2 separate regions of the Homo sapiens genome follow, and region 1 is linked to region 2. Evidence: read pairs that join two places in POLR2A ChIA-PET (ENCODE). Cell type or tissue: GM12878. All regions are shown on one strand. Each heading gives the region's core, and the rest is flanking DNA. Links, peaks and the distances in the headings are about the cores only. Region 1 has its middle 120 kb from the start of PRDM13. Region 2 overlaps USP45 (ubiquitin specific peptidase 45).

What was found. ChIA-PET counts read pairs that join two places held together with the same protein. Peaks named below come from ENCODE experiments on the same cell type or tissue, not always from the same donor. Only the 100,000 strongest peaks of a DNase experiment are listed, where the experiment ranks them.
Region 1: POLR2A ChIA-PET joins it to region 2 with 6 read pairs; 2 of 35 experiments call an interaction of 5 or more read pairs at or near these places.

The regions. Positions count from the first base shown.
Region 1 is chr6:99,722,421-99,726,817 of GRCh38, reverse strand. No RefSeq gene overlaps it. Among named protein-coding and RNA genes, the nearest start is that of PRDM13, 120 kb to the right of the region's middle. In GM12878, for the core only: no CTCF peak of the experiment used is centred there; no DNase peak of the experiment used is centred there.
Region 2 is chr6:99,484,438-99,488,834 of GRCh38, reverse strand. It overlaps USP45 (ubiquitin specific peptidase 45), which reads left to right. Exons shown (of 18, transcript NM_001346022.3): 6 at 15-154; 7 at 540-635. Among named protein-coding and RNA genes, the nearest start is that of USP45, 29 kb to the left of the region's middle. RefSeq lists a silencer at 3,511-3,650. In GM12878, for the core only: no CTCF peak of the experiment used is centred there; DNase peaks (open chromatin) are centred at 3,994 and 4,114; H3K27ac peaks cover 1,691 bases.

The DNA of each region.
Region 1 (4,397 bases), core at 277-4,276, 240 kb before region 2:
GACTACAACTGGCCCTGCTTCACCAGTCTCCTCCTTACTGCTGTGGAAGATGTAAGCTGATTGAAAACGAGGAAGGTAAAAAGGGAATTGGAAAATGGGAAAAATCTCCACGCCTGTACCCAGATTTTCATCTTACAGCAGCCTGTACAGCAAGTCTACCTTACACATAAGTAAAATATGTACCAACTACAACTGTGCTTCCCAGTCAACAGTTTTCAAATCCCTAAAAGCTTAAAGGCAATAGTAGCATCAATTCTGTTTCTATTTTTCAAGAATAACAATGCATGAAATATCTACATCATTTTCCCAGTGAAACTGAATGGTGTGAGAGCGTGGGGGTTTATGTCAAATGAGCAAGATCAATAGCGAATACTGTTGCTGAAGTCCTAGTTACCTCATCATTTATCATTTAGCTAAAACCAATAGCTACCTTGAGGATTTGACTATTATGCAACTTTGGGTGTTTTCATTCTTATTCAGGTATTATTTAATTTATAACTAAATACTAGTCATTAAAAAAAAGAATTAGGAACAAGATGGTGGAATGGAAGACTCCACCAATTGTGTCCCCCACTGCAAGGACACCAATCTAACAGCTATCTACACAACAAAACACTTTCATAAGAAACAAAAATCAGGTGAGCACTCACAGTACCTAGTTTTAACTTTGTGAAAGAGACACTGAAGAGATAGAAAAAAACAGGCTTGAATCACCAATGCCATCCCTCCCTGAGCAGTGGCGTGGGGTGGAGAGCAGTTCTGTTTGCTGGGGGAGGGAGAGCTGGCAGTTGTGAGACACTGAACTCAGTGTTGTCCTGTTATAGCAGAAAGGAACACCAGACCAAACTCAACTGATGCCCCCCCAAGGAGAGACTATTTAAACCAGCTCTACCCAGGGTGCATTCATTGATCCCAGTGGTTGGAACTTGAATTCCCACAAGCATCACCACCTGCAAGCCTTGCCACCACAGGCTAAAGTGCCCTGGGGCTCTAAATAAATTTGAAAGGCAATCTAGGCCACAAGGACTACAACACCTAGGTGAATCCTAGGGCTTAACCAGGCCCAGAGACAGTGGACTGGTGGGGCACATGACCTACTGAGACACCAGCTGGGGCAGCTAAGGGAGTGCTGGCACCACCCCTCCGCTAACCCTAGGCTGCAAATCTCCTAACTCCAAAAGATACCTCTTCCTTCACACCTGAGGAAAGGAGAGGCAAGAATGGGCCACATCTTGGATACCAGCTCAGCCACAGGAGAATAGGGCATGGGGCAGAGTCACGAGGCCTCATTTCCAGGCCCTACCTCCCAGACATTTCTAGACACACCTTGGGCTAGAAGGGAATCTGCTCCTTGAAGGGAAGGACCCAGTGCTGGCAACATTTATCACCTGCTAACCAAAGAGCCCTCAGACCCTAAATAAACAGCAGCAATACCCAGGTACTACATTGAGGGGCTGAGGTGAGCCTCTGAGACTTGCTGGCTTCAGGTGAGACACAGCATATTATGAGCTGAGTGTCCACGGGCCAAAACTCCTTTTGCTTCAGAAAAGCAGAGGGAAAAGTAAGGGGGACTTTGTCTTGGATCTTAGGTATCAGCCCAGCCATGGGAGTTAGAGCACCAAGCAGTCTCTTGGCATCCCAGATTCTAGGATTTCGCTCTTGAACAGCATTTCTGGACCTGCCATGGGCCAGAGGGGAGCCCCCTGCCCCAAAATGTGAGTACCAGGCCAGGGAGTATTCACCACAAGCTGACCTAACAGCCCTCGGTCCTTAAGGGAACATTGGCAGCAGTCTGCTGGTACTCCCTGTGGCCTTTGGTGGTGGTGCCCATACAGTGAGGCTCCTCTGCCTTTGGAAAGGGGAGGAAAGGGTGGGAAGGATTACATCTTCTGGTTTGAGTACCAGCTCAATTGTAGTACAATAGAACACTAGGTAGGCTTCTAAGGTTTTTGACTGTAGTCCCTGGCTCCAGGATGACACTTCTAGACTTGCCTGGGGTCTTGGGGAACTCACTACCCTGGAGGAAAGGACACAGGCCTGGCTGGCTTTACTACCTGATGATTTTAGAGCCCCACAGCTTGAGTGAACATAGGCAGTAGCAAAGGAGTAGTTACAGCAGGCCTTGGGCAAGACCCAGTGCTGCAGTGGCTTCAGGTCAGACCCAGTGCAGTCATAGGTGGTGGCCACAGATATGCTTGTGTCACTACACCCCCAGGTTCAAGTGGCTCAGAACAGAGACAGATTCTGTTTGTATGAGAGATAGTAACGGAAAATAAAAAGTTTCTGCCTGGTAATCCAGAGAATTTTGTCAGATCTTGCCCAAGACCATCAAGGCAGTACCTCTACGAGTCTGCAAGAACCACAGTGTTACTGGGTTCTGGGTGCTCCCTAATGCAGATACAGCTTACACAACAGCCAAGTTATTCTGAATATCTGGAAAGCTTTCCCAAGAAGGATGAGTACAAAGAAGCCCAGACTATGAAGACTACAATAAATATCTAACTCCTCAATGCCCAGACACTGAATAACATCTACAAGTATTAAAACAATCCAGAAAAGTATGACCTCACTAGATGAACTAAATAAGTTACCAGGGACCAATCCTGGAGAGACAGAGATATGTAGCCTTTCAGAAAGAGAACTCAAAATAGCTGTTTTGAGGAAACACAGAAATTTAAGAGGACACAGAGAAGGAATTCAGAAGTCTATCAGATAAATTTAACTAAAAGATTAAAATAATCAAAAAGAATTAGCCAGAAATTCTGAGCTGAAAAACGCAATTGGCATATTGAATAATGCATCAGAGTCTTTTAATAGCAGAACTGATCAAGCAGAAGAAAGAATTAGTGAACTTGAAGATAGGTTGAAAATACACAGCCAGAGGAGATAAAATAAAAAAGAATAAAAAACAATGAATCATGTCTACAGGACTCAGAAAATAGTCTGAAAATGGCAAATCTAAGAGTTACTAGCATTAAAGAGGAGGTAGAGAAAGAGATAGGGGTAGAAAGTTTATTTAAAGGGATAGTAAGAGAGAATTTCCCCAACCTAGAGAAAGATATCAATATCTAAATACAAGAAAGTTATAGAACACCAAGCAGATTTAATCCAAAGAAAACTACATTAAGGCATTTAATAACCAAACTCCAAAAGATCAAGGATAAAGGATCCTAAAAGCAGCAAGAGAAAAGAGACAAATAACATATAATGGACCTCCAATACATATAGCAGCAAGCTTTTCAGAAACCTAACAGGCCAGGAGAGAGTGGAATGAAACATTTAAAATATTGAAGGAACAAAACCTTAATCCTATGTATTAGTCCATTTTCATGCTGCTGTTAAGAAATACCCAAGACTGGGTAATTTATAAAAGAAAGAAGTTTAATTGCCTCACAGTTGCACATGGCAGGGGAGGCGTCAGGAAACTTACAATCATGGCAGGAGGTGAAGGGGAAGCAAGCACTTTCTTCACAAGGCAGCAGGAGAGAGAAAAGCAAAGTAGGAACTTCCAAACACTTATCAAGCTATCATATCACATGGGAACTTATTCACTATCATAAGAAAAACATGGAGGCTACCACTCCCATGATTCAGTTACCTTCCACCAGTTCCCTCCCTCAATACCTGCGGATTACACTTTGAGATGAGATTTGGGTGGGAACACAGAGCCAAACCATATAATTCCATCCCTGGTCCCTCACAAATTTTGTGTCCTCATATCTCAAAACACAGTCATGCCTTCCTAACAGTCCCCCAAAATGTAAACTCATTCCAGCATTAACCCAGAAGTCCAAGTCCAAAGTCTCATCTGAGACAAGGCAATTCCCTTCCACCTAGGAGTCTGTAAAATCAAAAGCAAGTTAGTTATCTCCAAGACACAATGGAGGTACAGGCATTGGATAAGTGCTCCCATTCCAAATGGGAGAAATTGTCCAAAACAATTTCTTGCAAAGGGGCACAGGCCCCCATGCAAGTCCAAAATCCAGGGGGCAGTCATTAAATCTTAAAGCTCCAAAATGATATTCTTTGAATCCATGTCTCATATCCAGGGCATGCTGATGCAAGGGGTGGGCTCCCACAGCCTTGGGCAGCTCCTTCATGGGCTGATGTTGAGTGCTTGCAGTTTTTCCAGATGTACAGTGCAAATTGTTGGTGGGTCTACCATTTTAGCATCTGGAGGGTGGTGGCCTCACAGCTTCACTAGGCAGTGCCCCAGTGGAGACTCTGTGTGGGGGCTTCAACCCCAGACTTCCCTTCTGCACTGCCCTAGAAGAGGTTCTCCATGAGGGCTCTGCCCCTGCAACAGACTTCTGCCTAGACATCCAGGCATTTCCATACATCCTCTGAAATCTAAGTGGAGATTCCCAGACCTCAATACTTGACTTCTGTGCACCTGC
Region 2 (4,397 bases), core at 183-4,182:
TCTCTAACTTGTAGGTGCATTTTCTAGAATCATGAAACTTTGTGAAGAAAAATGTGAAACAGATGAAATACAGAAGGGAGGAAAATGCAGAAATTTATCTGTAAGAGGAATTACAAATTTAGGAAATACTTGCTTTTTTAATGCAGTCATGCAGGTAAGAGTCATCAGAAAGCTTTGTAATATGTAAAAGATTCTCTTAATTTATGTAGTCATTGGCTCACCTGTAGACTGTCAAATGACTGCTAAATGTTCCTCTAGAAATTTCTCTGTTTTCCTTTTGTTTACGCTATCTTGGGCCATCACCATATGTATACATGTACCTTATTTTCACACAGGGCTTCTGAAAGGTCTTCTGTGTATTTTACCATGGCTCTATCGGTAATAGTGACCTTTACTAAATGTAAAATGTACTCAACTAAATCTTAATATTTTTTGAAATAGACACTTTTGCTATGCTAGATGAAATTTGAGAGTGTATTCCATAAAATCAGAGGCATATTTTAACTGAATCTGAAGACTTTAATTTTGTTTTCTTTTAGAACTTGGCACAGACTTATACTCTTACTGATCTGATGAATGAGATCAAAGAAAGTAGTACAAAACTCAAGATTTTTCCTTCCTCAGACTCTCAGCTGGTGAGTAATAACTGTTTGAATAATAGCTGCTTTCAGATGAGCCACTGATGTTACCAAAATCTCTTTTCCTAATTCGCAGATCAGTCAACTAAGATAGTAGCCAGGGGGCTTAAAAATAATTTAAAAGCATTCTGTGAAAATAATCAGATTTAAAATTTCTAAAATCATAACTTTAAGGTATGTTATGGTTCCAATATGCCATGGATCAAATAATAAAAAGATATCAAGGCAGCTTTAAAATAAACATACTGGAAGAAACAAAAGAGGTGTGACTTCTATTGAGCAAAATGCCTATAACCCCTATTTTGTAGTTTCTGGTGACATTTGTTTAAATTTAGCATTTTTGTTCTTTAAAGAAAGATGAAATTTTAATAGTGAGCATCTAAAGGTTTTTTTTTTGAGACGGGGTCTCGCTCTGTCGCTGGAGTGCAGGCTGGAGTGCAGTGGCGCGATCTCAGCTCACTGCAAGCTCCGCCTCCCGGGTTTATGCCATTCTCCTACCTCAGCCTCCTGAGTAGCTGGGACTATAGGCGCCCGGCTAACTTTTTTTTTTTTTTTTTTTTTTTGTATTTTTAGTAGAGACGGGGTTTCACCATGTTAGCCAGGATGGTCTTGATCTCCTGACCTCGTGATCCACCCGCCTCGGCCTCCCAAAGTGCTGGGATTACAGGCGTGAGCCACCACGCCCGGCCACATCTAAAGGTTTTTTGAAGCCTAGCCTGATGATAGATTTTTAAGCTAGTGAGAAAGATGAAAAAAAGAGCAGCCCCTGATATTCAGAAGCTGGCCTGGCACCAACAGTTAGGCCATGTTATTCAGATAATCCCACAGAATAACAATCTGATAGTAGGTTTCTCTGAGACTACGATGAAATAAGACAAAGCAAGTCCACTTCATGATTTTGTCTAAAACAAGATCACTTTGCCATTTAGAAAATCTGAAACACCCTCCTTCAGCCAAAATGAGAAATGAAGGAATGCTACTTTACTAGTTAGAGATTTATCCTCATTTTAGTCTCCCCCACCAACTGCCACAATATGTAAGATTTATTGAGATGTCCCATGATAGAATTAGCCTCGCTTTCTGAGGGCATTCACTCTAGAGTAAACCTCTGCTTCCTGAAACCCACCTTCAGGTTATTCAACCAGAGCCTAAATCCTGGGTAGGTTCTTTACAGCACTCTCTTACTAGGACACCCTGTGGTTCCCCATGCTGCGTGATCTCCCTCACTGCCACAAGTAATAAACCCACCTAGTTCAACGATAGGTGTGTTTCTGATGGACTTTGGCTGGGAGGTGTTGATACTAGTAAGGATAATTTTAGTGAGAAATTGATCAGCCTGTGTGTGTGTGTTTGTGTGTGTGTGTAAGTGTGTAAGTCAGAGTATATGTATAGCTCATGATCTGACTTTTGAAAACAATTAAAGAGTTCTAAAAATGCTTAGCCCTCTAAACATGCTTAGTAATCTTAGATTGTTTTTCCCAGTAGGCACTTTTGAAAGACAGTATTGTTTTATATATATATCTTTGAAAGACAGTATTATTATATATATAACATACTGTTATATATATATAATAACCTCCTTTTTATATATATATTTACATGTAAATGTTTACCATATATATATGTATATATAGTCGAAAAGCAGCCTGTAAACATTTGTTCAGCCCCTTAAAAATTTAATGATAGATTCCAATGCCCTATTCTAAATAAAGTGTAGTGAGATCCTTAAAACTACTAAAGGGAAGTTATTGCCTAGTCATTTAAAAAGACCTGTTAAATGTGATTTCCTGTTAAATGCGATTGGATGTTGAGTTTAAATATTTGACATGCAGAGCTGTGTTTCAGGATTACTATATGGCAATTAGATACTGTAGTTAATAACTTTAGGTTTGTATCATTCTAACAGGGTAATTTTGAATCTTATATCTTAGGTTTTTAGGGCATAAAGTTGACCTGAGCTGTGGCACTGTTCTTTGAGTTGGTTACTGCCCTTTGAATCACCAGTTTATCTTTGTCTTTTGTCTATATACCGTTTATTTTTTTATTTTTATTTTTTTACCTTATTGTGCTGGCTCAGAGCTCCAGTAACATGTTGAATAGAGATGATGGGAGCAGTCAGCCTTGCCTTAATCCCAAAATTAGGGGAACAAACATTCAGCCTTCTCCCATTATTACATACGAAGGTACGATTTTCAGAGGTGTTCTTTGTAAGCTTGAGGACATTCCTTTCTATTGCTAGTTTTCTGAAAGTTTTATCGGAATGGATGTTGAATTTTGTCAAATGCTTTTCCCACATCTATTGAGATGATCATATGGTTTTTCTTCTTTATTCTGTTAATGTGGTGAATTACACTGATTCCTTTTTCAAGTGTTAAACCTATCCTGTATTCTTGTTACAAACCCCAGTTATGATATGCTTATATGCTGCTGGATTCAATTTAATATTTATGCGCATATCAACAGTGTGTGTGGAAAACTTTTTATTTAATGAAAATATTCTTTAAAATGTATATTATGAGTGTATAACTTGATGAATTTTCACAGCTAACACACTTGTGTAACTAACACCTTGCTCAAGTAACATTACCAGCATCTGGAAGGCCCCTTCAACTCCCCCCCACATTCACTACTTCCCTAACCCACATGAGTAACCACTAACCTGGTTTCTAACAGGATAGATTAGTTTTGCCTGTTTTAATACTGCATATAAATGGAATCTTACTATATACATTATTTTGCATTTGGCTTCTTTCTGTCAACATTATGTGTGAAATTCATCCTTCTTGCGTTTTCAGCAAACTTTTGTTTTCAAAGTTTAAGTGTATTTTTTATTTTTATTTTATTTATTTTTTGAGATGGAGTCTTGCTCTGTCACCCAGTCTGGAATGCAGTGGCACGATCTCGGCTCACTGCAACCTCTGCCTCGTAGGTTCAAGCAGTTCTCTTGCCTCAGCTTCCTGAATAGCTGGGACTGTAGATGCGTGCCACCACACCCAGCTAATTTTTTTTTTTTTTTTTTTTGTATTTTTAGTGGAGACAGGGTTTTGCCATGTTAGCCAGGCTGGTCTCAAACTCCTGACCTCAAGTGATCCACCTGCCTCGGCCTCCCAAAATGCTAGGATTACAGGCGTGAGCCACTGCGCCAGGTCTAAATGTACTTTTTAAAACTAAGGTTATTTCCTCATCTCATTCTGAAGGTTTTTTATTCTGTCTAAAAAATATTTTCATTGAGAAAAGGGAAGTGCAACTTGGTACTTGAAGTTTAAAATTACCTTAGATTTTACTTTTGACCCTTGAGGTAACTTTCAGTTAACATGGCAGAAAACACTTTAAAAAAAAATAGACTTTATTTTTTAGAGCAGTTTTAAGTTTACAGCAGAAGAGAAAACACTTTTTTTTTTTTTTTTGGAGACAGTCTCATTCTGTCACTCACACTGGGGTGCAGTGGTGCCATCATGGCTCATTGCAGCCTGGGCTTAAGGGATCCTCCCACTTCAGCCTCCTGAGTAGCTCGGACTGCAGGCACGTGCCACTACACTTGGCTAATTTTTAAATTTTTTTTGCAGAGACGGAGTCTCCCTATGTTGCCCAAGCGGGCCTTCCACTCTGGGCTCAAGTGATCCTTCCACCTTGGCCTCCCAAAGTGTGGAGGTTACAGATGTGAGTCATGGCATCCAGCCCAGAAAAGCACTTTTGACATTCAAAAGCTATGGAAGGCCGAGCACCATGGCTCATTCCTGTAATCCCCTAGCACTTTGG